Linked DNA regions of Homo sapiens: region 2 is linked to region 1. A link is a loop called in an ENCODE intact Hi-C map of the cell type or tissue named here. Cell type or tissue: B cell. All regions are shown on one strand. Each heading gives the region's core, and the rest is flanking DNA. Links, peaks and the distances in the headings are about the cores only.

Region 1 (14,662 bases), core at 2,793-10,792:
TAATTAAGCAGCCAAAGATAGATTAAATCAGGAACAGAACACCTGCCTTGACATTTTCTAGGAGTAAATTTCATTTTCCTCATCTTATTTGACAGAATAATATTAACTACTTCCTAGACTTGTCGAAAGGCTTCACTATTGTGATAGTGCCCAGCATAGTGCCTGTTGTAAGCAGGCAGTAAATGTTGATGGAAAAACCCAAGTATAAAATCCAGTGAAAAGTATGAGTAGATATTTTTATTATCTAGAAGAAAGATTGCTAGTAACTGCTTCATTTAATTTCAGAATTCCAAGCATTTTAGCTTTGAGTGGTATTTTGACAGTATAAACATTTGAAGTATTAAAATGTATCTTTACTTTTCCAGTTTGGAATATGTATGTGCCTGAAATGGATCTTAGTTATAGGGTGATATTCGTCTTATTCCACAGATGTGTTTTGAATGGTTTACAAAAGGACAGCATGATCTTGAGAGTGATGTTCAGCAGCAGCTCTTCAAGGAGAAAATTCTTAAATTGGAGTCATATGAAATCACTATGAATGGTAGGAAAAAACTTAAAATCATTTTTTTCAGTACTTTTAAGTAAGAAGTGTTATTCTTTCCTTTACTTTTAATCCTCCTTCTCAGAAGCAACTAAACAGTTAGGAATATCCTTCTAGAATTTTTCTTGTGCATCTAAAGACATATTTAGTACTCAAATTCCTTTCTACATGAATGGTATCTTATAATTAGTTTTTAAATCATATGGCCTGCTAGATCAAATTGCCAAATTGTCTTTTTAAAATTTCTTAGTACAAAAGGGTTCATTAAGGTAAAAATGTATCAAGGTATAGAAATCCTCCTTTCAGATGTTTCTTTTCATTGAATTTTTAAATTGAGATATAATTTACATACCATGAAACTCACTTTTTAAAGTGTACAAATGGTGGCTTTTAGTATATTCACAAAATTATGTAACCTTCACTCTGTTCCAATCCCAGAACATTTTCATTACCCCAAAAATAAACCTATACCCATTAACAGTCACTTTCCATTCATTTTATCCAGCCTCTAATCTATTTTCTGTCTTTATGGATTAGCCTAATCTGGACATTTGATATGAATGGAGTCATACACTGTGATCTGTCGTCTCTGGCTTCTTTCATTGTACTAAGGCATAATGTTTTCAGGGTTCGCCCAGGTTGTAGCATGTATCAGTACTTCGTTCCTTTTTATGGCTTTATAATATTCCACTGTGTGGGTATACCATATTTTATTTATCCATTCTTGAACTAATGGACATTTTGATTGTTGCCACTTTTTGGGTGTTACGGTTAATACTGCTGTAAACATTCATGTACAAGTTTTTCAGTGGGTACGAGTTTGCATTTCTCTTGGATGTATATCTAGAAGTCAGATTGTTCTGACATATAATTAACCTTTCAGGAACTGTCTGTTTTGCAAAGTGCCACGCTATTTCGTAATCCCACCAGCAATATATGAGGGTTCCAATTTCTTCACATCCTCAACAATACTTGTTATTATCTGCCTTTTTTTATTTTAGACATCGTAATGGGTATAAAGTGGTATCAAAATTTAATGGGTGTTTTTTTGGTTTGTTTGTTTGAGATGGAGTCTTACTCTTGTCGCCCAGGCTGGAGTGCAGTGGCACCATCCTGGCTCACTGCAACCTCCACTTCCCAGGTTCATGTGATTCTCCTGCCTCAGCTTCCCGAGTAGCTGGGATTATAGGCGCATGCCACCATGCCTGGCTAATTTTTTATTTTTAGTAGAGACAGGGTTTCACCATGTTGGCCAGGCTGGTCTCAAACTCCAGACCTCAGGTGATCCTCCTGCTTCAGCCTCCCACAGTGCTGAGATTACAGGCTTGAGCCACCGCACCCGGCCAAATCTAATGGTTTTAATGTGCACTTCTCTGGTGACTAATTATATTAAGCATCTATTTATATGTGCTTATTGGCCATTTGTTTATATTCTTTAGAGAAATCTTAAAATCTTTTGCCCATTTTAAAATTGGTTTGTCTTTTAATTCTTGAGTTGCAAGGGTTCTTTATATATTCTGGGTACTAGCTCCTTATCAGATAGTTGATTTGCAAGTATTTTCTTCCATTATGTGAGTTGTCTTTTCACTTTCTTGTTAATGTCATTTGAAGCACTTAATTTTGATTATATCTGATTTACTAATATTTTCTTTTGTTGCTTCTGCTTTGGTACCATATCTAAGAAGCCAATGCCAAGAGTCTTATGGTTTTAGTTCTTGATCCACTTTGAGTCTTTTCATTGATTATCTGTGTTACGTAGAGTACATGAATTTATTTGGCATTCTATAATTACAGGTTTTAACTTATTTAAAACTTTTTTTGAAAATGTGAATCTTTGTGATCATCGATTGAAAAGACAAGGAGCTCAGTTGGTAAGTACGTTATTCTCAAATCTAGATAGTTTGGATAATCTAGTATAACTTGATATTCAGCAAAAAAAAAAGTGTTATAATTGAGAGATAACATGGATTTTTTTGGTAAAGAACAGCATCTCCTTGACTGCCAGCTTCTATGTTGATGACAGAGCTTCTCCTAGTGTAAGGGAGGCTCCTACCTGCACTACCATGCCTCACCAGCTACCTGCGAGGACACTGCTCTCTCTCACATCTCTCTGTTTCTGGCTGATCTAGGGACAGCCAGTGGCCTCCTGTGGCCACATGAATGCAGAGCAGGGATAGTTCACCTAAGCTTCGAACTCCTCAGATCCAGCAATTCACATGTACCTAAAAAAGCAAGAACAGTCTTCGTCCTGGGATCACAGTGGCAGGGATTTGGGGAGAAAAATTGAGGAATAGACAGTGAGGCAGGAAAACTAGGATGTACAGCTTATGTTTATATTTACACATGCTCCTTTAAAAAAAAAAAAGGCTTATTAACTCTTTTTCCAAGTCCTTTTTATTCAGGACATGGCTTCCTGGGTGGTTAGAATTTTTACAAGATTTTACAAGCCCTGGGTCCTACTGTTTACTACTGAGCTTTAGAAAGACCAGATTGAGCCCCAAGAATTAGTGACCACTTCTGGCTTGACTGTTTCCTTTTGAAGAAAAGCTCCTGAAGATGGTGCCCATCTCACTCCTGCTCTATTTCTGCTTCAGTAGCCTGTTGGGCTGTGTGTCCAGTTTGGGTCTAGGGATGTCTGAAGAGATATCTCTGTACCTATCCTGGTTCCCGTGGAATTTGCCCAGTGCTTCTGTGGTTGGTTGCTTTTTAAAGTTCCATATCAGTATAATATTATTTTCATATAGCTGAGGTTTTGCAGCCTTAATTCATATTGAACTGAAGAGGTGTGGACTCATGATGTAACAAAATAATTATCTGTGATTTTGTAACTTTGTGATCTTGATATGCTTTATAATTTAATTTTTTTTCTTTTGAACAGTATGTAGAAAAGCTGGAATTGATAGGAATGGATTTCATTTGGAAAATAGCCATGGAATCACCTGATGAAGAAATTGCTAATGAAGCTATTCAGCTAATCATAAACTATAGTTACATTAATCTAAATCCTAGATTAAAGAAGGTAGGTATCTAAGGAAAGAAGTTATCCATATACAAAAAAGCAGAAAATTATATGTATATTTTAGTGATAAGCTGTGATCCTTGGCATGACCAAAAATTGGCTTCTTTATTTTGATATTTTGTCCTGAATAATGATTACAACTAAATGTCAAGGACTAATTGTAATTTCCATATACTCTTTCAGGATTCAGTATCTTTACATAAGAAATTCATTGCTGATTGCTACACAAGATTAGAAGTGAGTAGCAAATTTTATTTAACATCTCTTTGAGGTAAATGCTTTTTTTCTTTCATAATTTTATATTTTTAGATAATTTATAATGTTGATGTTTGTGGCTGGATCCTATTGAAGAATTTATCAACAGTACCATATTGTGGCATAGGGAACAGATGTTTGCCCAGTATATAAGTGTACTCTATAGGAAATCTTTCTCCCTCTCACCACCTGTCTTCCCCACTCCATCCACCTTCCTCCCCTTTTGGAGTATAGGAACTATCTTCAGAAAATAGGTCACCTATACATTCCATATTTGTAATAGAATCTTTTTCTTTTTTTTCTTTTCCTGTTCAGGTATTTTATATAAGCACTGCTTCTTTTTTTGTTTTTCTTCATGTTTCACCTAGTTATACCATAAATGTTATTAAAGGCCACAGCAAGACAGTTAGTAGTAGGTGGTATTGGTTGTCTTTGTCCATTAGAAGCCTGCTGTGTAATGCTAGCTCACATGTATCTCTTTTATTTCCAGCATGACGGTTAAAGCCTTAAACATTCATATTCAGTTGATATGCTTAAGTTTTACATCTAAGCAAAAATGTTCCAAAAGCATAAAATGCTACTGCCTCCCAATTCCAATAAGTTAAGCTTTCTGGTGATAAATATGTGCTAGAATATGTACGGTATTTCCCTAATTGTGACTTCTATCCAAATATGTCATTATAAAAAAAATTCAAGTATTCGAATACCCCTTATGAGGTCCCATGTAAGTGTTAACATATATAGGGCACTAGTTCTCAGCTGGGGCTTATTTTGCCTCTGGGGGTCATTTGGTAATATCTGGAGGCATTTTTGGTTGTCCAACTAGAAGCATCCTACTGGTCCCTAAGTAGGTAGAGGCCAGGGATCCTGTTAAACATCCTACAGTGAATGCCCAGGACAGCCCTCTGCAACAGCAAATTATCCTGTCCAGAATGTCACTAGAGTCCAGGTTGAGAAACCCTGATAGAGAATGACTGTTTGGTATTTTTTAGGCAGCCAGTTCAGCACTTGGTGGCCCCACTCTAACACATGCTGTGACCAGAGCAACAAAAATGCTTACAGCAACTGCCATGCCAACTGTAGCAACCTCAGTTCAGTCTCCTTATAGGTAAGTGATCAGAAGTGAAAAATACACAACACACATATGTCAGTTTTTTAAAATGATTGGTGTTTTTTATGTAGGTTTCTCAGTTATTGATTTCCTCATTTTATATCATAATTTTTGCAAGCTGTCATAATCCTGAGAATTACATGTTCCCCATCATACATCCCTGAATCTGTGCCTCTTTGGAAGTTCTGTGTGTAGGTCATCACCAGGACCACCCGAGTACTTCCCTGTCCCTATCCTTCTACCTGGTGGACAGGTCTTCTTGTTTTAGTTTTTATTTGATTCATTTTACTTTTATTCTATGTAGTATGAATAACTTACTGTTTAGAATGCAATACACATACATTGTATGAAAACTACTTTTTTTCAAGTTAAAAATATTTACTTAGATATAGCTTTTCTCCTTGAATAGTCAAACTCAGGGCATTAATAGGGTAAGCAGAATGAAGTAGAAGATGATTAATTAAAAGTATGCATTATGCTTGCATATGATTAGTGACTATAATCATAGTCACTAAAATATTATTCAAATAATAAAAGTATTTTTCAAAATAATTTTTAGTGAGAACTTTATCCCCAAATGTTTGTGTGAAAACTTTAAACTGACATTGTCTCAATCACATTGCTGTTTTTTGAGTTTTCAGATATTGATGAAATCTTGAGTTTAGTGTCTGCTGTAGTTCTCTGATAACAGATTTCACTAAACTCAGATTTCATGAATAGGAGATATAGGAGAAACCATGCATAATTTGGAACATTAGATGGAAGTAACTAAAATACTTTTGTGGGTTTTTTATGAGCCTCTGCTGGTAAGCAACACCACGTCATTATTTCCCAGAAAACTGGCGAGTGCTCTGAGAAGGACTTGCTCTCCCTACCTCACTCTGCTGCTGCCCTCTAGTGATGGGTACTCATAGAGTCTTTCTCTACTCTAGAATGGCTATTCTTATTCACAACGGGATATTCCTTTGCTTGTTAAAGCCTTCCTTTAAAAAGGGGAATCAAAGCAATGAGTCCTTTCTTCCATTCTTCTTTTTTAAAATGAGTTGAGTATTGTGTCACTGTACTTTGTTAATATGAAGGAAGCCAATAAACTCAGCTTTCTCAGACTTCTTTTTTAAATGGCAGAAGTAATGATAGATTCAACTCATGATAAGAACACTAACATGACTTTCACATTCCCACATTCTTGGAAGTATTTCTCAAATAGACTTTCATTTAAAATGTGTATTAAGAATTCCCAATTATGTGTTTGTAATATGTAGCCATCTCTATGACTCAGTTCCTTAATGGTTCATTTATCTGATAAATTCGAATGTAAGTATATTTATGTGCTATTGGGTTAGGATGTCCAAACTCCTACTTCTTTAAATGAGTATGCTTTTTGTTTTTTTCTCTTTACTAAGTGCTTTTTATTCGGAATCATTTCATATTTGGTGGACTACAGAGAAAACCACATAATAATTTTAAAATATTATAAACTCTAAATAGGGTTAATAAGAATATATAGCTTCAAAGTCGAATTTGAACCAGAACATTGTAGTTTATCTCATTTCACTAGTTTGGAAAGAACTTTTCAGTATCCATAATTGTTCCAACTTGGGGTGGGGGGGGTTTCTGTCATCTGTACAGTATTTCATAATACTGTCTGTGATTTAATTCATTATTGAGGCATAATTAAAAAATAGTTCACTCACTTATTATGGACTTAGATATTTTCTAAAAATTTTTCGTCTGAATTTCAAGTTCTAGTTCTTGCCCATAGACTGGAATAATTTAGAACTCTGTTAAGTATATTTAATAGAACTGCTAAAATGTGTTTAACCAGCTGTTTTTAGAGTGAAATTTTTGGTACTGCTAATCAGCATACCAGACCAATTGTTAAAAAATGGTAGTACCTCTTTTCAGTTTTAGAAATATACCTCTTTGAAATATCTAGACTCTCTGGAATAGAAAATGTTTAAATTAAGGGGACTTGGATTTTCATTTCTTAATGTTAATACATGTAATGTTCTTTTTAGTAAAGTATGGGGCTATGACTATATAAGCTGATGAATATTGCAGTCTGATTATTTCAAATGATAAGTAAGATTCCATAAGTCTTCAACCAAAAGAGACCTCAGATCTCATTTTTAGATAGCAACTTTTGTTTGTGTCGTACTTACTGATTTGCATTTGTCTTCTAATTCTCAGGCAGTTCAGAACTTTGTCAGATTTCATGTGTTCACAGAATTGTATATCATATTTTAGTTATAAGATAAAGTCAGACTCACTCATTTCATTCTTGATAAATTAATGGACAGATAGGCCTAGAAACCCAGGTCCTCCATTTATGGAATAACTGTTTAAAGAAATGAAAAGAAGAAAGAAAAGGAAAGGAAACATGGGGAGGTATAGGCTTCTCCCTTATTCCATCTGTATGCTACAGCTGTGAGCTTGTAGAACCACCTCCCCATTGGGTAAAAGGGAAGTTTAATCTTTGCAAATTTCAGTCTTTGACCAGTGAGTGCTAACTGTTATTGTGGTTTTGGTGAAACAGACTAGAACTGAGCTCAGATCATCACACTTCAAATACATTTTAATACTTTTTTTTTTTAATCTATAGATCTACTAAACTTGTAATAATTGAGAGATTGCTGCTTCTGGCAGAGCGCTATGTGATCACTATAGAGGTAAGCCACTTCCTTTTTTTAAGATGTATGTTGCTTAGGCTGGACTCAAGCGATCTTCCCACCTCAGCCTTTCTAGCAGCTGGGAGTTTAGCACACACCACCACACCCAGTTAGCCTCTCTTTTCTTAAAAAAGCATCTTCATTCATCATATATACATAGATATGTATTTTTGATGTGTTTATCAGTGGTGCTGTCCATCTGACTTGACTTATTCGTTTTTTAAGGATTTTTACTCTGTTCCACGAACTATTCTACCTCATGGTGCCTCATTTCATGGACATCTTTTAACCCTTAATGTTACCTATGAGTCTACCAAAGATACCTTCACTGTCGAGGTAGGTTTACATTAAGAACTACAGCCATTTTCATGTTGTCTTATTATTTTCATAAAGCAGTCTTGATTGAGTTAGCTGCATGAATAATCATTCTAAAGGTAGTTTGGTAAACAAATGTAGAATAAAGACCTGAAATGAAACTGTGGGGTACAAGCAGATATATAAATAAATATTATATAATGTCAAGCGGTGGTTAAGTATTGTAAAGAACAAATAAGAGTAAAGCAGGATACATTGGTGAGGAGGGTGATAAGATGGGAATGCACAAAATATTTTAGGTAAAGATGGACAGGGAAGGTCTCTCTGAGGTGGTGACATTTGAGCACAAACTTGAGTAAAGTGACAGGGTAAATGACGTTTGCTTGGGAGAACATTCCAGGCAAATGGAAGAACAGGTACAAAGGCAAGCAAGGTGGCTGGTGTGAGGGGAGCACAGTGAGAAAGGGAAAGAGTGGACAACGCTGCAGTGGAAGAAGGGCTTGAGGTCTCATTCCACGCTTGATGGGGAGGAGGTGGAGTGTAGAATGGAACATAATTATAGCAGAAGGGAAGCCTCACGAGGGCAGGGGTTCTTGTCTTTATGTTCTCTGCTGTGTTCCCAGCTTCTAGAACAGTGCCCAGTACCTAGTAGATGTTCACTCACAGTTGTTTAAATGAATAAATAAATGAATTCTCTCACAACGTGTTTAATTTTATTTTACAGGCTCACAGTAATGAAACCATAGGGAGTGTCCGGTGGAAAATAGCCAAGCAGTTGTGCTCTCCTGTGGATAATATACAGATATTTACAAATGATAGCCTGGTAGGTTTAAATAAGCAGTTTTGATGAATAATAAATGATATAATATAAATATTTAGCCTGATATGAATAATTTCCTCTTCCTTTTCCTCTCAATAATTAAGAAACCACTTTTTGCAGCTGACAGTGAATAAAGATCAAAAGCTACTCCACCAACTGGGCTTTTCTGATGAACAAATCCTTACAGTGAAGACTTCTGGCAGTGGGACCCCATCTGGGAGTTCAGCAGATTCTTCAACCAGCTCCAGCAGCAGCAGCAGTGGGGTTTTTAGTTCTTCATATGCCATGGAGCAGGTACTGGGTGATCAATTTCCATTTAAAAACAAGAACTTAACAGTCACTGTCTTTTTGTTCTGACTCTTCCAAACTGTATAACAAATGCTGGGATTCATTAGTGTTCAAGCTTGTTGTGTTATTTCTTCCATCTTAAAAAAATCTCTTCATCCCACTTACACCTTCAGTTACTGCCCCATTCTCCTTCCAAAATCAGCAAAGCTCCTTGAAACAGTTGTCTGAACTCGTTTCCAGCTTTTCTTTTGCCATCCTCTCTTGATCTCTGTTGATAAGAATTAGCCTCTTTTCAAGTTGGTCTGTCACCTCCACCTCTTAGTCCTCATCTTCTTGACATTTCATTGAAGCTGATACGTGTGATCGCTTCCCCCTTGGAACACTCTTCACTTGGCTTTCGGGACTTGGTGTGAATTTCCACTGTCTCTCCGCCTGTTTGGTTTTTTATTTGGTTGGTTTTTTGTTTTTTGGTCTCCTTTGCCAATTTCTCTTCATCTCCCTGATCTCTGTACTGAGAAGTTCCCTGGCCCAATCTTTGGACCTCTCCTCTGTCTACAGTCATTCCCTTAAAAATCTCATCCAGTCTCCAGTCTCTGCATATTGTATGTACATTGCTAACTTCCACTTTTTAGTTTTAACCTGAAATAAATGGATCCATCCACTTAACATCTCTTAAGTGTCTACTAGGCACCCCAATCCTAATTTATCCCGAATTGAGCTCCTTATACCCTTTTCCCCACTACCTCACTCCCACCCCAAATCTCTTCTTCCCACAGCCTTGTTGTATCTCAAATGATGGCATCTCCAGTCTTCTAGTTGGCTCAGGCCAGAATCTTTGGGTTCCTTCTTTCACACCCGTGTCCATGACCAAATTCTTGACTCCACCTTCAGAATCCATCGACAATCCAGCTACTTTTTTCTGCATCCACAGCTTGCACACCAGTCTAGGCAATCACCATGCCTCACCTGGCATATTTTAGTAGTGCCCTAACTGCTCTCACAGTTTCTGCTCTTAGACCAGTTCAGTCTCTTCTCTACAGGGCACCCAGTGGCCCAGGATCTTACTAAACATAAGTCAGATTGTACCACTCGGCCCGAGTGGCTCCTGTCTCACTCAGAATAAGAGCCAGTCTTTACTGGGACCTTCAGGGCCTTCCTAATGTGTCCCCCGGAGCCTCTCCAAGGTTGTCTCCTGTGAGCTTCTCTCACCACTCCAGCCTCACTGGCCTCCATGTTGGTCCTCAAATAGCATGGTCTGTGAATTTGCTCTTCCCTGTGCCTAAACTGTTCTTTCCTGATGCAGGTGGCTCACTCTCACTTTCTTCAGCTTTTACTCATATTCTCAGTGAGCCTTCTCTGACTGTCTTGTCTAGATTTTCAGCCTCTTTCCTACCCCTGTATTTCTTTTTATTTCCCTTCCCTACTTTATTTTTTCTTTAGCATACTATATATTTTATTTATCTTGTTTATCTCTCTCTCCCAATAAAATGTAAGCTCCATGAGAGCAGATTTTCTTCTGTTTTGTTCACTGCTGCGTCCTCGACACCTAAAACAGTGCCTAGAACATGATAGGTACTCAATCAATATTTCAATGACTTCATGAATTAGTTTATTTTGTACCTTCTCTGTGTTAGGACTCCAGGTGTACAAAGCTGCGTAAGACTGTTCTGCTTTTTAGGCTTTTATAGTCTAGAAAGCAAGCTAATGTAAAGTAAAGGTATTTAAAAGACATATAGGGTTTTTTTTCCCCTATGGTTATTATATATATTTCCCCCTATGGTTATTATATATATTTCTTTAATTCCAAATGTAAGACTTTGTGTGACTGCATCTTTTTAATTTACAGAGCATAAACCTTACTAGAGAGATCAAAGAACTCTTCAAGTTTAGTGCAAGTTGAGTAGTCTTTAGGATTTTAGAATATTTGCATATACATAATGAGATATCTTGAGGATGGGACCCAAATCCAAACACTAAATTCATTTATGTTTCATATACACCTTATATACACAGCCTGAAGGTAATTTTATACAACATCTTAAATAATTTTGTGCATGAAACAAGATTTTGACTGAGATCGGTTACATGAGGTCAGGCATGGAATTTTCCACTTGTGGTGTCATGTTAGCACTCAGAAAGTTTCCGATTTTGGAGAATTTCACATTTCAGATTTTTGAATTAGGGATACTCAGCCTGTGTTGGTATTGTGGGGTTGTCAGAGTTAACTGTATTTGAAGACTGGGTGTGGTGGCTCATGCCTGTAATCCTAGTAGTTTGGGAGGCTGAGGCAGGAGGATTGTTGGAGGCCAGGAGTTCAAGACCAACCTGGCCAACATAGCGAGACCCCCATCTCAATTTTTTTAAAAATTATATTTCATATATAACAAGAATTTTAAAAAGAAACCCCACTCAGAATGATATTATAGCAGCTAAATAACAAAAACAGTGTACATAGTATCTTCAAGTTTAATAATTTTTAACTGTCTCACATTTATCCTGAATTTATTAAAAATCTTCCCACTTGTAAATACGTTGTGTAATGATGTCCGATTTCTTATTCCTTATAACCAGAAAATAGTGCTTTAGTCATATCTGAATCTCTTTTATGCAGTTATAACCATTTTGTCTTTTCTGATCTTTGGGAAAAAAACATGGTAACTTCTTTGTCTCAACTTAAATTACATGTATTTATTGTTGTGTGTGAATGTCGATACATAAACACACTACTTTTGTTTTCACATCACTCCCCCTGTTCTCTACTGGGGAGCAGTCATTAGCTCAGTGGTGCCTACTCTCCATTATATTAATTACACATGCTCTCTGCTTTACCTCTCTTCTACTGTGCCTGCCTTTTGGCACCTTAGTCCCTTCACTAGCAGGTGGCCAGGAGAAGGGAGAGCAAGTAATACACGCTAGGAGGTAGTGATCCCTCGTCTAATATGTTACCATGTGGTGTTCTTCAGTACAGACGAGCACTGTGCTTCCCTCAAGCTTTACAGTGACCAGCCAGCCTTTCAGAACTAGTATTTTTATTGTTTGTAAGTTTGATTAGGAAAGGAGAACATTCTTTTGTAAATTTGAATTTCTATTTTGCTTTTTTCCATCAGGAGAAATCCCTCCCTGGTGTAGTGATGGCTCTCGTATGTAACGTATTTGACATGCTTTATCAGCTCGCCAATCTGGAAGAGCCAAGGTAAATATAAATATTTGTGAGGCTTGGCAGAGAGAAAGTTACTAACATTAGGGAGCCAAGTAACTTTTCACTTGAAATGCATTTTATTTTATATTCCATACTAATGGACTTTGTTGAATTAAACTATGGCTTATATGAAAAAATTTGTATTTGAAAAACTTCAGGATAACTCTACGAGTACGGAAGCTTCTGCTCTTGATACCCACTGATCCAGCCATTCAGGAAGCCCTTGATCAACTTGATTCTTTAGGAAGAAAGGTATGAGTATTTTTTAACTAGCATGGCAATTTTATATCACAATTCAGTGAGTGAAAATACAACCTGAAATCACATCAAGGTCATATGATACCATCTTTCCCATAATGTTTTTTCTTCTTTTGAAAAATACCTTCACCAGCCCAGTGCAGTGGCTCACGCCTGTAATTCCAACACTTTGGGAGGCCAAGGTGGGAGGATGGCTTGAGCCCCAGAGTTCAAGACCAGCCTGGGCAATGTAGGGTGACCCCATCTCTACAAATAAAAAAATTAGCTGGTGTGATGGCATGTACCTGTAGTCCCAGCTACTCAGGAGGCTGAGGTAGGAGGATAGCTTGAACCCAAGAGGTCGAGGCTGCAGTGAGCCAAGATTACACACTGCACTCTGGCCTGGGCAACAAAGCAAGACCCTGTCTCAAAAAAAAAAAAAAAAAGAGAGAGAGAGAAATACCTTTGCTATAAATGGAAATCAGAACTTAATGTTGACTTTTAAAGTATTTATATAAAGTCAATAATGACATCAGGTGTCAGAACTGGAAGAGCCTTTAGTACCATCTACCTTTCCACCTCCTCATGTTATATATTAGGAAGCCAAAGCTCAGAGGGATGAAGTTACTTGTCCCAGATCAGACTCTAGTTGTGATTCAGTTGAGACGTTTTTCATTACCCATGATGCCTCTTTGAATCTGATCATTGCGTATGTCTGAGTTGCTAATATAAATGGATTATCATTTAATTTTTTCACAGTTGATATTTAAAGTTCATTTTTGTTAATTGTTAGAATGTTGTTCCTTAAGGGATTTATCCATATATTGAAATTGTGTCGTATCTATAATATTGTTTAATTATGTTCTCAGAATAAATTGATGTAGAAAAAGTTGTTAGAACTATATTTTCTATTTTATAATTTAGTGGTAGAAATTTAGATCAGCTCAGTCATGTCATTTATTGCTTATACACTAATTTAAAGGATAAAACTAATGTAATTATAAAATATATCACTAGTATTAGCTTAACAGATTTTTCAAGCCTACCACTTTAGCAATCTTATAATTTTATTATCAGTATTTAGAGATACAAATTTTAAACACAGAAACTAATTAAAATGACCTTCTCAGGTGTTGCTTAGAATACATGCTCAAAAGCATTCACGTAGTATTTGAATCTTATTGAACATTTAGAATTTGTATGATGAAGTTTGATGTTTTAATAGTTACGGAGTGATGTGGTTTTATGAAGTTAATTTTTAGAAAATAGCATTGGTGTGGCTTATATTAAAGAGGGAAAGAATATTAGGACGTGTACTAAGATCTGTTTCTCTTTAATTTGTCCTTTTAAGTAGTTTATGTCTTTCTCATTCTCTTAAACTTAGAAAACATTGCTGTCTGAATCAAGTTCTCAGTCCTCAAAATCTCCATCCCTGTCATCAAAGCAACAGCACCAGCCAAGTGCCAGTTCAATTTTAGAAAGTCTGTTTCGATCTTTTGCCCCGGGAATGTCTACCTTCAGAGTGCTCTACAACTTAGAAGTAAGAAACCTAATTTCTTTCCATTTCATTTTGACAGGTCTATTTGGATTTATCGATTCATGCTTTCAGATGTCAGAAATAAGTAAATAGGTTTCTGTTATGTGATGATTGGTTGAAAATTAGTTTTAAGAAATAGATTATAAATTGAAACGTTTTTGCCTTTGAATATGCAAAAGATATTTTTATTACTACCTTAGCCCATTTGGGCTGCTATAACAAATCACCATAGACTGGATGGCTTAAACTGCAAGCATTTATTTCTCATAGTTGGAGTGGCTAGGGAGTCCAAGATCAAGGCACCAGCAGATTCGGTGTCTGGTGTGGGCTGGCCTCCTGGTTCATAGATGGCACCGTCTCACTGTGACCTCACTTCCAAAATAGGAATTTTAGGGGAATACAAACACTCAGTTCGTTGTAATTAGCCTCCCCAAAAGAAGCTTTAATACATTTAATTGTTTACTGTCTACAAGTCATGGTGGTGGTTAAGGGAACAGAGTTGAAAAAACAAGTTACTCACTCCAAGATCTTATGAGTAAGACATATGGAAGCTGGATATACTGAGTCTGGATGGCAGAGTGTAAACAAAGCACTATGGGAAAGTGACCAACTGAAATCAGTTCTGCTCTTGGAGAGTAATAGGTCAGACCCTCATACCACTCTTGGTCTGA
Region 2 (15,543 bases), core at 1-8,000, 200 kb before region 1:
AAAGTATCACATATTCATTCAAAAAGTATGTATTTCACACCACGCTGTGCCAGGCATTGTTCTAGGCTGTAGCTGACTGATTGCATTAGTGGCCCCAAAGAATAGATTTCCTATATCTACCCATGGCTTGGTAACTTTGCAGTCTCTTCCATTCTGGCTCTGGGCTTGGCCATGTCACTTACCCTGTCCAGTGAGACAGTAGCAAACTTGACACAAGTAGAAGCTTGAGAAAACACGTACACATTTCCACTTCCTCTCTTGGACACCTTGCTACCCTCCTGACCCTCACATACACACACCAGGCAGTCTGGGATAACTTATTGGGGGATGAGAAGCCACATGCAGCAAGTTGAGTCTTCCCATCACAGTTATCCTAAGCCAGCCAGCACCTAGCCAACCTTCCAACTGATGTGATACATGGTAGAGACATGAGCTAGCCCAGCCAAACTCAGTCGAGTCTGGCCCAGATTAACAGATCATGCTTATTTAGAGGTTCATCAGAAATCATCAATGATTGTTGTTTTAAGCCACTAAGTATTTGGGGATAGTTTGTGATACAGCAATAGCTCACTGACACATAAGCAATGTGGATACAGCAGTGAAGAAAACAGACAATACTCTTGTACTCGTGGAGCTTACATTCTAGCAAAGAGTAAAGGGAAATGAAGGTGGAGAAAGGTAAAGCAAGACCAATTTTTGAAGGCCAGAAAGGCCTTACAGAAGATCTTGGCCACATTTCAAGAGGTAATGAGTAGCAACTGAGAGTTTTTTAAACAGCAAAGTGATATAAGTAGATTTTTATTCTAAAAAGATATTTTGGTAGCTGTGGAGAGGAGCAAGAATTGCAATGCACTGACCAATTAGAAATGTGCTCTGATAGCACCAGTGAGAAAATAAGGAGGCCTAAACCCTAGAATTGGCAATGAAGATGGAGAGAAAAGGAGTAGCTTGAGAAATATTTAGGAGGTAATGTTAAAAGAAGTTGCCAGTCATTTTTATTTGAAAAATGAAGAGAAAAGCAGAGTCGCATATGACAACAAATTACTTCTTCATTTATTTAATGAATATTTACTGAGGGTCCTCTATATGTCAAGCATACTGCGCAGGTATTAGGGATTTATTGGTGAGCAAAACTGGCCAGGAACCCTGTCTTCTGAAGTGTGGTGGTGAAGATCATTGATCAAATAGACACTTAGATAAACACACACTTACAAATTAGGACAAGTGGCATGAAGGAGAATAATAAGAAAGTTCTAATTTACAACCGGGCAGGAGCAGTTAGAGAAAGTCTCTCTGAAGACATTAAATTTAAACGAAGGCCTAATGAATGAGAAGAAATTTACCAGACAAAAAGTCAGAGGACAAGTATATCAGACAAAAACAAACAAATAAAAAATCATCTTGTTTGAAGACCTTGGGGCAGGAAAGGCTTTTGAAGATGTAAATGAAAAAGTAAGAAAATGAATAAAAGGAAGAGTGGCACAATATGAATGAGAGAGAGTAGCAGAGACCAACTTAGGCAGGGCCTGTGGTCCATGATAAGAATCTAGAATCAAAACTCAAAGTGCAGGAAGAAGTGACAAAAGGCAGGAGCAGCAGATCTGGAAGCAAATGCTGAGCTCATTATGGGAGGGACTACTAGGTTAAGGTGCCTGGAGAAATGTATGTGGACATGCCCGGATGGCATTAGAAAGGGAAGTCTGAAGGTGGTCAGAGAGGTCTGACCCAAAGACAGTGGTTTGGCAATTATTATTTGGAGGACACAGCTAAAACCAGACTTACGTTTGCAATCCCCCAAAGAGAATATGTAGATTGGAAGAGAAACCCACAAGTGGAAACTCTTGAAAAATTGAGAAAGAGACTGTAGCCTTCCCAGATGACTCAGGCTGGAATATTGTTACCAGGTCTCCACGCAATTACAGGAGGAAATTGGGGATGGAAATGAGAAGTCCAAGAGGACGCTCTTATGGTAATGGAATATTTATTTATATTCCTCTCTATGTCAAAATGTTATTATTGTTAATGAACTTGACTTGTCACATGTTGTGAATTTGGTAATAAAATAAAAACTCTAACTTGATCTTTAAGAAAAAATTTCGGACTGGCCAAAATAGCCTTTTCTCCTTGTAAATTTTTTTTAAGTCTTGGTATTGGCCTCAGTGTAAGGCCAGCCACTGTTAAATAATTTCACATGGAGCTATACCCTCTCCCTACTTCAATGCTAACTAAGATTTCAAATTTGAAGCTGCAGAGTTTGACTAAGAAAAGAAATGAAATAAATGTCAGGTGGCCCAGATTCTAATTATTGTCCTCAAAACCATTGGTAGGTGTTGAGACCTGAGCTAAATCATGTCTATCTGTACCTCAGTTTTGTCTCCTATGAAATTAGAAAAATGGGCTTGATTATGCCTCAAATCTCTTACAGAGTTCTATTAAAAAGGCAGGCCAGTAAGCCACTCTCAATGAACTTCTCTCATATCCCAAACCTACACTTATGTCATCTCATTTGATGCATACAGCCTCCTATGAGTTAAGTATTATTGTTGCCAGTTTAGAGATGGGAAGACTAAAGGTCAAAAAAGTCAGTGTTCTGGATATGAACTGGCAGTTAAACTAAATAAAATGTTGAAGTAAAGAGATACACACAGCCCTCAAAACATTGTGGCATTATAACTCCATCACTGAGATTTGTAGGGTGCTGAGCAGAATGTAAGCACTCTGACATAAGGTCTCAGGCACAAGTACACATCTCTTCAGTAGAAGTGTGAAAGCAGACAAGGACTATATGTAAACAAACATGGCCATGTTCCAATAAAATCATAGACACTGAAAAAAAAAAGGCAGTGTGCTAGTCTGTTCTCACACTGTTGTGAAGAAATACCCAAGACTGAGTAATTTATAAAGGAAAGAGGTTTAATTGACTCACGGTTCCACATTGCTGGGGAGACCTCAGGAAACTCACAATCATGGTAGAAGGCAAATAAGAAGCAACACCATCTTCACAGGGTGGCAGGGGAAATGCCAGATGCTTATAAAACCATTAGATCTCATGAGACTCATTCACCATCACAAGAGCAGCATGGGGGAACCACCCCATGATCCAATTACCTCCATCTGGTCCCGCCCTTGACACGTGGGGATTATGGAGATTGAGATTCAAGATGAGATTTGGGTGAGGTCACAGCCAAACCATATCAGGCAGTGTTATAGTAGAAAGAATTTGGGCTTTTGTGTCAGATAAGCCTGGGTTTTCATAGGTTCTAATATTTACTGTGCCAGTTATCAGTGTATCGCCTCTCAGTGCCACATTCATTCTTCATTGCCCAGTTTTGTGAGGCTGGAGCTGGACCCTATGAACATTTCTCCTTCACCGGCTGGTATTATATTAAGCTTTGTCAGTAGAGGGCACTACAGGCAAACTACAAGGGGACTTTTCTTCCTGGTTCCACACGCTTGCCTTCTTGCTCCTTGTCAATAGCAACCAGCTTGTAAAGGACATCCAGTTATGCTCATAGCTTAGCACGTTTCACCGGCATCCCAGAGGGTAGCTTCCCAGCAAATTTCAGCAGCACTTCCATGAGTGGCTCCCCAGGAAGTCTTGTCACACTCCCAGAAGACAAATCCCTGGAGAGTTTTGTCAGCACCCCAGAGGCTGGTTTCCCACTGTGGCACTTCAGCAAACCTCTCCATCCTCCAGTGGGCTATAGCCACACCCATCCAATGAGGTCTGAATCCCAGCCTTGAGGAGAGGGTGTTATCTTCCAGATGTGTTCCTTCCTTGGGTACCCTGCCTTAGCCCTAGAGGTAGTACTGCTCCCTAAATCCTCTATTCCTGCATTATTTCAAGTAACCCTTACCCCTCAGTAGTTAATCTTCCTTGTTGCTAGTTAGCAGCTCTTTATATTAAACTTTCCCTACTCAAATGAGTGTGCATTTTCTATCTTCTGACTGGACCCTGACTGATACGCTTAGAGAAATTCACTGTAAGCTCTCTAAGCTTCAGCTCCTTCTGCAAGATGAAAATAATAATACCTCTCTTGCCAAATTACCAGAAAAAAATTAGAGCTGCTGTAATATATAGCACTTAGAATGGTGTTAGTGACAAGTATGAAACAGTGGAAGCTTTTTATGATTATTATTGTTATTAAATTATTCAAGTCACACAACTAGTAAATTTTGGAGATGGGATTGAATTGGAATTTAAATGACTCTAAAGATGACTTTATTGCCACAGTTAAATGTTAACACATCCATCTCCTTAAAAACATGAGTCCTTTGAAGGTAGCAAGAGTAGAGGACTGCTTGCCACACCCCTGCCTCTGCCACCATAGTGCTAGGCCCCTACACACAATGACCTCGGGCCATTGCTCACACTCCACAGAGGTGGTATTAAATCTGGCAGCTTCCACTCCAGGTTGCTCTGGGCCACAACTAAGGCCGGCTCTGTGACCTTGGACAAGGTGTGTCCCCTCTCTGAGATGTTTTGTAGAACAGAAATAGTAAGAGTGGCTATCTCACAGAGGTGGAGTAGCAGAGACAGTATGAAACATTAAGCTGCAGCCGCCCTCCACGAGACCCCTGAACTGAGCAGGGGCTAGGGCAGGAGTGAGAGCTCAGCCCCGGCACTCTGGCCTCTGGACAGCAGCTCGGGTTCAGATTTCTTAAGGAAAATGATTTACACCTAAACCCATTCCAAAAGTGTCTCTGGATAAATTGGCTCTTGGTCAAATTATAAAAAAGAAAAATAATAACTAATTTTTGAGCACTTTATCCCTTGCTAAGCATGTCACATGGAGTGACTTATTTATTCATCATCATAACCCTAGCCTACCCCTATTAATAATATGCACATAACACCATATATCTATAGAGTTTTTTTTTTGGTTAAAGCAAACTTTCACATCTTTAATTCCCTTTATCTTCACCATGAGTCTAGGTGAACATTTTTATTATCTCCAATTATAGCTGTGTAAACAAGCCCAGAGAAGGGAGGTGACTTGCTAGTTGCAAGGAGAATTAGTGACAGAACCAGAGAACCCAGGTCTCAATCCCAGGCACCAGTGCTTTTTCAACTACAGGACTCAGCTGCAGAGACAAACACGGAATAAAATCGAACAATATGGAAAACCTCAAGAACAAGAATTGCTGCCATGCCAGGCATGGTGGCTCACACCTGTAATCCCAGCACTTTGGGAGGCCGAGGTGGGCAGATCACCTGAGGTCAGGATTTTGAGACCAGCCTGGCCAACATGGTGAAACCCCATCTCTACTAAAAATACACAAATTAGCCGGGCATGGTGGCGCACGCCTGTAATCCCAGCTACTCAGGAGGCTGAGGCAGAAGAATTGGTTGAACCCTGGAGGCAGAAGTTGCAGTGAGCTGAGATTGCGCCATTGCACTCCAGCTCAGGCAACAGAGCAAGACTCTGTCTCAAAAAAAAAAAAAAAAAAAATCAACTACAGGACTTTTCTTCTGTTCTTGACCTCCCCACCCTCTTCCCACAGATTCCTGCTTCACCCCACCCTCCCTCCTGCCCCTTCTTCTGCCTCTGATGCCTGCTATAAACTTTCCCCACCTCCTGCTCACAGACTCTGTGTTCTCAATTATGGAATCTTGGTTTGAGGGTATGCTCTGCACCAGCTGGCTGCATAATCTTGGAGAATCACTTCTGCTCTCTGGCTCTTAGTAGCCTCGTCTGTGAACAAGGAGAGGGATGGTACTATGTAATTCCTAAGGGCCCTTCTAACAGCAAATAGCCTGAACAGAAAACGGCTGATAAACCCATTTATACTAAAGTGTGACTGATTGCTGAGCAGGCTTGCTCGGTCATCTCATCAAAGAGAAGTTGCATTAAACAGGGGATGGCTGAAGAGGGTATTATTTAGCCAAAGGAATGACTCTGTCATTATAGAATGAAAGATACCTGGGGCTACCTAGCTGCAGTGTTTTGGACAACTTAGGGTTGGGAGATTCATGAAACGTTTTAGGTCTATCATATAAGCATGTTTCAAGCCCCCACAGAGATCATGGCCCATCCATACTCAAACTCCCTGTAGGTTATAGCATAAAATCCCTTGCCTGCTCCAACCCCTTCTTCCAAATCTATCCATTACTGCTTGCCCTTGTGCTTCCCCTCAAGCCAAAAGGAGCCCCCATTATTGCTCAAACATGGCTCTTTCCAACTCTTCATCTCTGCTATATACCAACCTCCTCTGGAGTCAAATTCCCTTTCCCTCCCTCCACTGACAAATTCCAATCACTCAGGGGGACCCACTCATATACACCATTTTCCTGAACTCTCTTTCAACCTACTTTTCTAAGTGGACATTTCTCCCTCTCCTCCAACCCCTTGGAAGGCTCACCTTGCACCTCTGATGACTCCGATGGCATTAGCACATGTGATCACCGTCACTAGGGAGCAGGCCCCTCGAGGGCAGAGGCTGCTTGTCTTAAAGTTTGTACAGAAAGTACACCTTGTAGACTCTCAGTAAGTGCCAGATGAATTGGATTAAGGAACTAACTGCCAGTGAGTGTTTGGAAGAGGCAATATGAAGAGTCATGTGCCCCCAGAAGTAGTTTGGAGCCACCTCCCCCAGCCTCTTTAGGCCATTTAAAGGCCATGGAAATACACCACCAGCTGCCCTTCACGAGGCCCAGCCAAGGATGCCGATGTGACCGCCACGGCTGCTGCCCCTCTACACCCTCCACCCCATGTGCACTGAGGCACAGCTTCCCTGGACAAGCACCCAGCCAATGACAGGCACGGTGGGGTGCTGGTGCCCACCCACTCCTACCAGATGTGGGCCTCCAGCCGTGGGCTTCTTGGCTTGGGAACTATGACAGCAGCCTGGCCAAGACTACCCTGGGGTGTGCTGCAGTCTGAGACCTTCCTGCCCAACCCTCCTTGCTTACCAGGTAACAGATCTGCTTTCCCAGGTAACAGATCTGCATCAAGGCTGCCAGCTCACCCTGCCAACTCCTGCTGTCTCTCCTTTAACCTTCATAAGCATTCCCCGAATACATCTCTCGAACAAGTAACCTTTCTTGGCATGTGCTTCTCAGAGAACCTCAACTAACATTTCCTCTTTGCTGGAGATGAGTTCACACATGATCAGCAAATGAGACCCATGTCCTTCATTTCTCCCTGCCCAGGAGCCACTGGGAGGACTAGCATCTGGAGACTGGATCCCCAGATCCCTTGCTCTATTCTCTCAGACCTCTTCAGCTCTCTGCACCTCCTTCGTGCTGACGTTGGCCTGCTTGCCACTCTGGGCCACTCCACCCCACAAATTTGACCCTCCAGCTACCTCCCTCCCAGCCTCCAACACAACTCTACTTCCTGGCACTGACCTCATCTTCCTCCCACGACTCCTGCATCAGGCTGGGCTGTGCCTCCTCAGACCCAGCCCTAGGGCTCCTCCCACAAGTGGCCTGCTTGAGGGGCAGCCTCCACCACCCATACATCCTCCACATTGGTGGTGGGGTCTCTGGTGGGCACAGCTTCCATCAGCTTCCATCTCCTAAGGAAAGCCAGGGTGGCCCCATTGAGGCCCTATCTGAGGGACCTTCACAGAAATGCCCGCCCAAAACAATGACAATGACCAGAGTGGGAGACACCCGCATGTCTTATGCACCAAATCCAGGAGAGGCAGAGATGTGTCACAACTGGAGCAGGAACTAGGGAGCTCAGACCCAGAGGAAAGGATTCAGAATGAGCACACTGGGATCAAACAGGAGAGAATGGGTTCCCAAAAGATTACCTCGGGTGCAGCTAGGACTGCTGTGGGTCAGCTGAGTGTCTCGGGATGAGGCTAGCCTGCCTCCAAGGGCAGATGGAAGGGATAAGCCATCACTGTGCCCACCCAGGCCTTGGCCACCCTACTCAAACAGCCTGGGAGGGCATGCAGCTGCCCTGGGTTCCTCCAGCAAAGCCTGAGATGGGCCTTGCTCTGCCTTGTTTGCCCCGTTCACCACCCCCATTTCCTGTCTTCCCTTTGTTCCTTGCCACGAGTTTCTCTCTGACTCCTCCCAGATACTGCAGAGGGCTGGACATTGACCCCCACAACCCTGCCACCAGTCACATAATTGCAGCTGTGCCCCTTCCAGCTGATTATCACCCACCGCCATCCCACCAGACGACTCTGGATGGCATCACATCTATGCACTGAACCACTGCCCCTGGAGACCTCCATCCTGTCCACCCACACTGCCACTCCATCGTCCCAGCCAAGGCTTCCTCCTTTTCACTGGGCCAAGCCCCTGAAGCCCCTGTGAAGTTCAAGGTCAAGTCTGCGACCAGAGGCTAATGACTTTTGTCTTTGGACCTCAGGATCCCACCTTACATTGAGGAAGTAGGTCCTCTCCAGATCATCCCTCAGAGCCTGCCCAATCTGGTAATCTCATAAGAATTTGATCCCATAATCCCGTAAGCACTTGGTTCTCAGTATCTCTTGTGCAAACACTATCTGTTTTCCCTTCCTTGTTCTCTGGAAGGGGCCACTAGGCCAGGCCGCAGCCATCTCCTGGCATCCGTTGCTACCCAATCTCTTTGTGAAGGGACTTCCTGTGCAGGAATAAGGAGACCTTCCCACTCCCCAGCCCGCTCTGTTCCACATCCCAGCCACTGGTACAGTGACCTTCCCACTCAGATCCACAGAAGGGGAGACTAAATAAATCCTTCGCAGACCCCAACACACACTGACGGCCACACATCTGCTGCACCTCCACTGTTCACTCTCACATGGGGAAAACACACGGACTCCCTAACACACATCCTCACACTCGCTACCCAGCACTTCCAATCGCTTCCTGTCTTAGAAACGCTCTGAGTTTATCATCGCTCTACACATTTCTAACACGTACAAACTCTTACACAAGCCCTCCCAATCCTCCTGCTCACATTCCTTCTCACTCTCTCTCTCTCTCACACACACACACACACACACACACACACACACACACACAGAGGGATCACTCCTTTCTTCACAGGGAAGAGGCACTGAACTCGGGCTTTGACCCTAGCTTCTCTCCTGGCATCTCCCCGGGGTAAAAAGGTGCTCCGCTCAGGACCTGGCTGCCCAAAGCCCCTGTCTCTGCTCTCCCACACACCCAACCAGCCTTCAAAGCCTCTCCTTCTCATTGCAAAGGCCAAAGTGAGCTACAGACAAAATCATGAAGACAACAAATGATGTTTTCTAAGTACCGAATAATGCTCTCAGGTGATGGAGGAAGTGCGAATGGCTGTGAGCTCTTGGACTTGAGCAGGGCTGACTACAAGAGGCTCCAAAGGAGAAGGAGTGGGTGGAGAAGAAGCTGAGCCTGAAAAATGGCACTCACCCCCTCAGGCACAGGAAGGGGGCTGGGAGCATTTGTAAGTGCATCATTTCTGCACCCCACCGCAAAACATAGCTATCCTTCCATACCAAGGGGCCACTTATTTAGCCAGTTTCCTCATCCTAAAACAGTAACTAGCATTGATGAGTACTTATTCTGAGCCAGGGACTGTGATAAATGCTAGACATATTTTAACTCATTTAAATTTCCTAACAACCTTACAAGGTAAACATTATTATAATCACTGTTTTTACAGGTGAAAAACAAAACTGAGGGTTAAGAGAGTTTAAAGTAACTTGCCCAAGGTCACCCAGCAGGTAAGGAAGGTTATATACAATCTGTGTGACCCCCCAAGCCTGCCGGTGTTAGAAACACCAGCCTCCAGCACCTCCCTATCCTCACTTCTAAACTCAGACAGAACCAAATTCAAATCCTGGCCCCACCATTGACTGACTGTGACTCCAGGTAAGCTACTCAATCTCGTTAGCCTCCATTTCCACACTTGTGAAATGAGAATAAAAGGACCTGTTTGGCAGAGTTATTGTAAGGACTACCGAGGGTTCACCTAAAGCACTTAACATATTGCCTAGCCCATAGTAGGTCCTCAACAAATGTCTCATCTCTGTCTTCTTGTAAAATTATGGCAGTACCTTCAAAGACCAAAGCAAGCCTACGAGGTAAAAGCCGAAGCCCAGGATATCAGATTTGGAAAAGGCCAGGCGTGAAGCTTTTTCAAATGTAGTTTTTAGTATAAATAAAAAATAATGTTCTCCTTCCTACCACGGAGGTTAGCCATATGGAACTCATTTCCCTGAGAGGCGGTGCGGGCTGAAGCCATGAGCAGGTTCAACTCAAGCTGAGATTGTTTGATGGATGACCGAGCTAGAAGGGGCTATTACAGATGAGTAATAACACCTCCTGTTTGTCCTGCATTTTACAGTTTACAAAAGCTTGCCCACCCATTATCTCATCTGATCCTCACAGCCACCCTCAGAGGTGGGCAATGTGGTCAAGGACATCAAGAATGAGGTCATCTCCATTTGACAGATGATCCATTTGACAGATGAAGAAACAGAGGCCCAAAGAGACAGCATGCTGCACCCGTAGTGATGGTCGGGCCTCAAAGAAAACCAGGCCAGCTGACAGTGGCCCCAGGACCCTTTCCAGAAGGGCAGGGGGGACTTCCTGTTAATAATAGCAGTAGCTAATACTCATTTGCCAGCAGGGCCAGGACAAGGGCAAAATGAGAAAGACACCCAGAACACAAAAGTTTTTTGGTTTTTGGGTTTTGGTTTTTGGTTTTTTTTTTTTAGACGGAGTTTCTCTCTTGTTGCCCAGGCTGGAGGGAGTGCAGTGATGTGATCTTGGCTCCTTGCAACCTCCATCTCCTGGGTTCAATCGATTCTCCTGCCTCAGCCTCCCAGGTAGCTGGGGGTACAGGTGTGCACCACCACACCCAGCTAATTTTGTATTTTTAGTAAAGACGGGGTTTCACCATGTTGGCCAGACTTGAACTCCTGACCTCAGGTGATCCCCCCACCTCAGCCTCCCAAAGTGCTGGGATTACAGGCGTGAACTACTGCGCCCAGCCCAGAGCACAAAATTTAAGGAGGCAAGCAAGCACAGGGTGAGTGTCTCCATAGATTTTTGCACCCTAGGCAGCTTACCCTAGTCCCAGCCCTGCTTTCCAAGCTCTGTTCTAAACACTTTATACATCTTAGCTTACTTAATCCTCATAACAAACCATAAAGCAGATACCATATCATCACCTTCTACAGACATGGACAACAAAGACACTCTTTTGCAGACATGGGAAAGAGAGAGGTGACGTAGATTGCTTAAGGTCTTATAAGAAGAGTTCACACTCATGCACTCAACTATCCTACCTACCCTGCCACACTGCCTCTGACCATGGCTACAGTCTCTAGGGCTCACCAGCATGGCCCTTCCAAGGAAGATCAATGAGTAAAACTGCAGAAGAAAGGAACTGACATTCAATGTGTTCCTGAAATATATACAGTCAACTCGTGTTTGTTATTTGCAGTAGTTATCTTCTGTAAAGTTACTGTGAACACAGAATTTGTGAATGCTGAACCATCTTTCCTAGGGGAAGTACAGAGTTAGGTTCCTGCAACCTCCGGTTGTTGCATTGTCATCAACTAATCAATACATAACTTTGTTTTATGTATTTCTGTTTAAACACACCTTATTAAACAAATACTGTTGATGTATTTAACATTGAACTCACATCCAATAGCACTGCAGCTTATACACAAACAAAGCTTATGTAACACACATTCTGTCCAGAAGGCATATTATAGACTTCTTGCTGTTAGAAACACTAGACAGTACTTTAGTATTACTCTTGAGGCCATCATAAACAGCAACATGGCCAAGAAAAAAGCACAAAAATGCAAACAACATAGCACTAAACAGATCATGAAGCGGCAGGAAATTGCGTTGTTCAGCCTCAGATGGAAACATGCATCAAGTAACTCAAATTTATCACCACAATGTACATGTCCACAGATGGCTGCAGAAACACCACAAGCATTATTTGGGGGTTACAAATAAATTTTAGTAAGTAGGTAAATTTGCAAATAGGAAATCTATGAATAATGAGCCGTAGATATGTACACACACACAATCATTATACTCACTTTACAGAGAAGGACACAGAGGCTCAGAGAGGCCCACTGACCTGCTCACTGCTGTATAGCTCCTAAGTGGCAGGATTTGAACCGAGGGTCATTCCTCCCAGATTTCCCGCCTTCAAAGACGGATGTTTGGATCTTTTCCATCATTCCTGGTCCTCCTTTTATGAACCCCAAAGAGCTCAGTGTTGTGTCACATAGGATTTGAAAGAATCAGAAGACCCAGGCTTGAGAGCCAGCCTGACCCTCAGTTTTCCCGTCTGTAAATGGAGATAACAGCTCCTTCCTCACCTGAGGGTTGTCAGGATGCTAATGAACCTGCAGGTGTTTGAAGTGTGAGTTACTGACTTTACTTCGCCTGCAAACAGGCCTTTCCCATTAAAGCTAATGCTTCCATTCCGGTGCTATCCCACTGAGCAGACTGGGATAGGTCCTGGCCCTCCCCCAGCTGGAACTGAGAGCCCTTTCCTGGCAGGCCTGGGGCTGTGAGAGGAGCCTATGAGCACACTCCGGAAAAGGATGCTCGTGCTTTCTCCAGTGGACAGTAATCCCTCACAGTCCCTTGCCTTCCTCCAGAGCCCAAGGTTTATTTTTAGAAACACAATTTTTTCTCCCTTTTCTTTTTCCTTCCAGGGTCCGATAGTGCAAAGATGGCTCCCGTAAGAGGCCCCTGTGCAAGCTGAGCCTGTGGCACTGTGGAAAGACTCCACACTTTGAAGTTAGACAGCACTGTGTCCAAATGCCAATGCCGCTAATAAGTGCATGACCCTCACTCGCCTGCTTGGACCCTCGGTTTTCTTATCGCAAAATGCAATGAGTAAAATAGTACCTGCCTATTGAAGGATTGATTGAAGAATTAAATGGGTTAAGGTCCTTTGCACTTTGCTGCTCCAAGCATGTCCTGGGACCAGCAGCATAGGCAACACCTTTTAGAAATGCAGGAACTCAGGCCCACCCCAGACCTACTGAATCAGAATCTGCTTTTTAACAAGTCCCCAGGTATGTATTAGAGTGTGGGCAGCATTGCCTTGGCACCCTGCCCAGCAGGTAATAGGTGTCAAATAAATACTATTATTGTTATTATATGGGTCCAATCCTCAAGTTGTTTACAGATAACTAATATGAGCACACAGATCATTAATGCAGGGCTAGTGGCATTTTGGGAAGGTAAGCAAATCGTCTGGGAGTAGAGATGGGAGAATGATTCCAACATTTGGGGGACTCAGCTAAAGCTTTTGACCTCAGCTTTGCCTATTGTTTTTGTTTGTTTTGGTTTGGTTTTGCTTTAATAATGTTCCGTCTTTTTAAATAAGTGTTTAACCTTTATTCTACACTAACTGTTCTAAGCTCTGTTCTGGGCCCTGTAGAGAGAAAGCTGAATGAAGCCATGTTTCCTTTGAAGTAGTTTACTGTCTAATCAGAGACACATAAACCAATAAACCAACAATCTCAAACTTTTTTTTTTTTTTTTTGAGACAGAGTCTCGCTCTGTCGCCCAGGCTGGAGTGAAGTGGCGCAATCTTGGCTCACTGCAGCCTCAGCCTCCCGAGTTCAAGCGATTCTCCTGCCTCAGCTTCCTGAGTAGCTGGGATTACAGGTGCCTGTCACCATGCCCAGGTAATTTTTGTATTTTTCATAGAGACAGGGTTTCACCATGTTGGCCAGGCTGGTCTTGAACTCCTGACCTCGTGATCCATCCGCCTCCGCCTCCCAAAGTGCTGAGATTACAGGCGTGAGCCACTGCGCCCAGTGAAAATTTTTTTTTAAAAAGTGTTATGATACAGAGATGGAAGCCAACAGGCCATGGAATAATGAATGGCTGGGGAGCTCACAGGACAAGATTGCCCCTCGGCCTTCCATCCCAGGGCAGACAACAATGCTTTGAACATTTTGCTATTTCCTATCATACCTCCTTTATCTTCTCTCTCCTTTTTCTCCCTCTCTCTCTCTCCCCACCTCCCCCACCTCTCTCTTTCTCTCTCCCTCACTCCCTGTCTCTCTCTCTCAGTGTTTTCACATAGTTGGGTCATATTATATAAATCTGCACATTGCCTTTTTGGCTAACATTATTACGTAAGTATTGCCCTATATGTAACTGACATGGTGAACAAATAGGACTCATAGGATGTGGTGCTTTTATTTTTGTCTCATAATAGCCTTTAAAATACATCGGGAAAAATTGTTCCTCCTCTGCCTCTAGATGAAAATTATGACAGTTCTCATGAATCTTCCGTTCACACGTATGTGATTTAAAAAAAAAAAAAAGCCCTGCCTTCTTTTTAAATCAAAGATGTAGTCTCAATTCAAGTATTAAAAGTCCCATGGAATAATCAGAGCTCCAATTTTCATTCAAAGGGTCAGCTACTTCCCCTCCCCATAGCTAGGGGACTGCTGCAAGCCAGAAGCTTTCTTTGCAGGGGAGTAGGTTGAGGAAAGGTATGATCCTTCTTCCCTCCTTCTCCACCTGATACTTCCACACTTCCTCACCCTTCTTACTAACTGTGCCTCCTCGCTCCCCAGGGATGGGGAGAGAGGAAAGAGAGGTAAAATGAGACAGGCAGGTAAGTTCTTAATGGACTGGTACTGTCATAAGACAGCTTTATCACACTCTCAGCTCAGCTGTGTTTAAAGCTCAGTCTGTGAGCTCTAAGCCCCACACCTGCAGTTCCTTTGACGCGCTGCTCCTGCAGCCCCAAGGAACCCAAACACTCGCCTCTCGCCTCTTTCTACAGAGTCTGTTTCTCCCTCTACCTCTCACACTAGCTCCCTCTCACACGTGGCCCACGCTCAATCCATGGGAAATACTCGGGCATTCTTTGTTCCAACAAACTCTGGGAATGTAGTTATTTTATAACGGAGGCAAAGGGTCCAGTAGCTATCAGACACCAAGGTAAATTGTAAGGCGGAACACCCTGGAGGTCTTCGTGGTTATAAATTTAATGAGTAGGCGTATGTGTGCCTCCCAATGTGTATTCTCCTTTTCTTCCATGGTTACGGTACCCAAATGTTTAGTTGGGAACACTGTTGTGGTTATGTTTTACCACTGAAATATAAACAAAGTGTTGTATGAGGAATTCTAAGATGTCTCCTTAAAGTGACAGCATACATACATCATCCTGTTGCTTGAAATGTGGATGTGATGGATGGCTGGTTCTCCAGCACCCATCCTGAGCCACGAAGACTGAGCCTCACTCTAAGGATGGGGAGTGGAAAGCTGGAAAGAGGCTGACTATTGAGCCATCTCACCAGGTGTGGACTGCCTCCCTCTAGACTTCACTTATTCAGAGAAATAAGTTTCAATCTGGCTTAAATCACTATTTTAGGTATTTCTTAGCTAAGCCTAGTCCTGACAGACTATGTAGTAATCCATTATATGGCTATTGTTTACTTGATCATAATTCTAACGTTATTCTTCAAGATGGTTTCCAATTTTTACTATTAGGAATAACACTGTGATGAACTGTTATCCATTCCATATTCCTGGTTTGTGGGGCTTTCTTTCTTGTGCTTTTTTTTTTTTTTTTTTTTTTGAGACAGAGTCTCGCTATGTTGCCG

The links. Peaks named below come from ENCODE experiments on the same cell type or tissue, not always from the same donor. Only the 100,000 strongest peaks of a DNase experiment are listed, where the experiment ranks them.
Region 2: a loop joins it to region 1, with 38 times the contacts of the local background. A loop is called at or near these places in 17 of 110 quality-filtered maps.

The regions. Positions count from the first base shown.
Region 1 is chr1:55,131,877-55,146,538 of GRCh38, reverse strand. It overlaps USP24 (ubiquitin specific peptidase 24), which reads left to right. Exons shown (of 68, transcript NM_015306.3): 20 at 430-541; 21 at 2,336-2,412; 22 at 3,420-3,560; 23 at 3,744-3,797; 24 at 4,808-4,923; 25 at 7,529-7,595; 26 at 7,821-7,931; 27 at 8,635-8,733; 28 at 8,851-9,024; 29 at 12,126-12,211; 30 at 12,376-12,469; 31 at 13,839-13,994. Among named protein-coding and RNA genes, the nearest start is that of USP24, 76 kb to the left of the region's middle. In B cell, for the core only: a CTCF peak has its summit at 5,803 (motif pointing left); a DNase peak (open chromatin) is centred at 5,808; H3K27ac peaks cover 1,587 bases.
Region 2 is chr1:55,326,162-55,341,704 of GRCh38, reverse strand. No RefSeq gene overlaps it. Among named protein-coding and RNA genes, the nearest start is that of MIR4422, 110 kb to the right of the region's middle. RefSeq lists enhancers at 3,456-3,545, 6,206-6,705, 6,706-7,207. In B cell, for the core only: a CTCF peak has its summit at 3,390 (motif pointing right); a DNase peak (open chromatin) is centred at 3,414.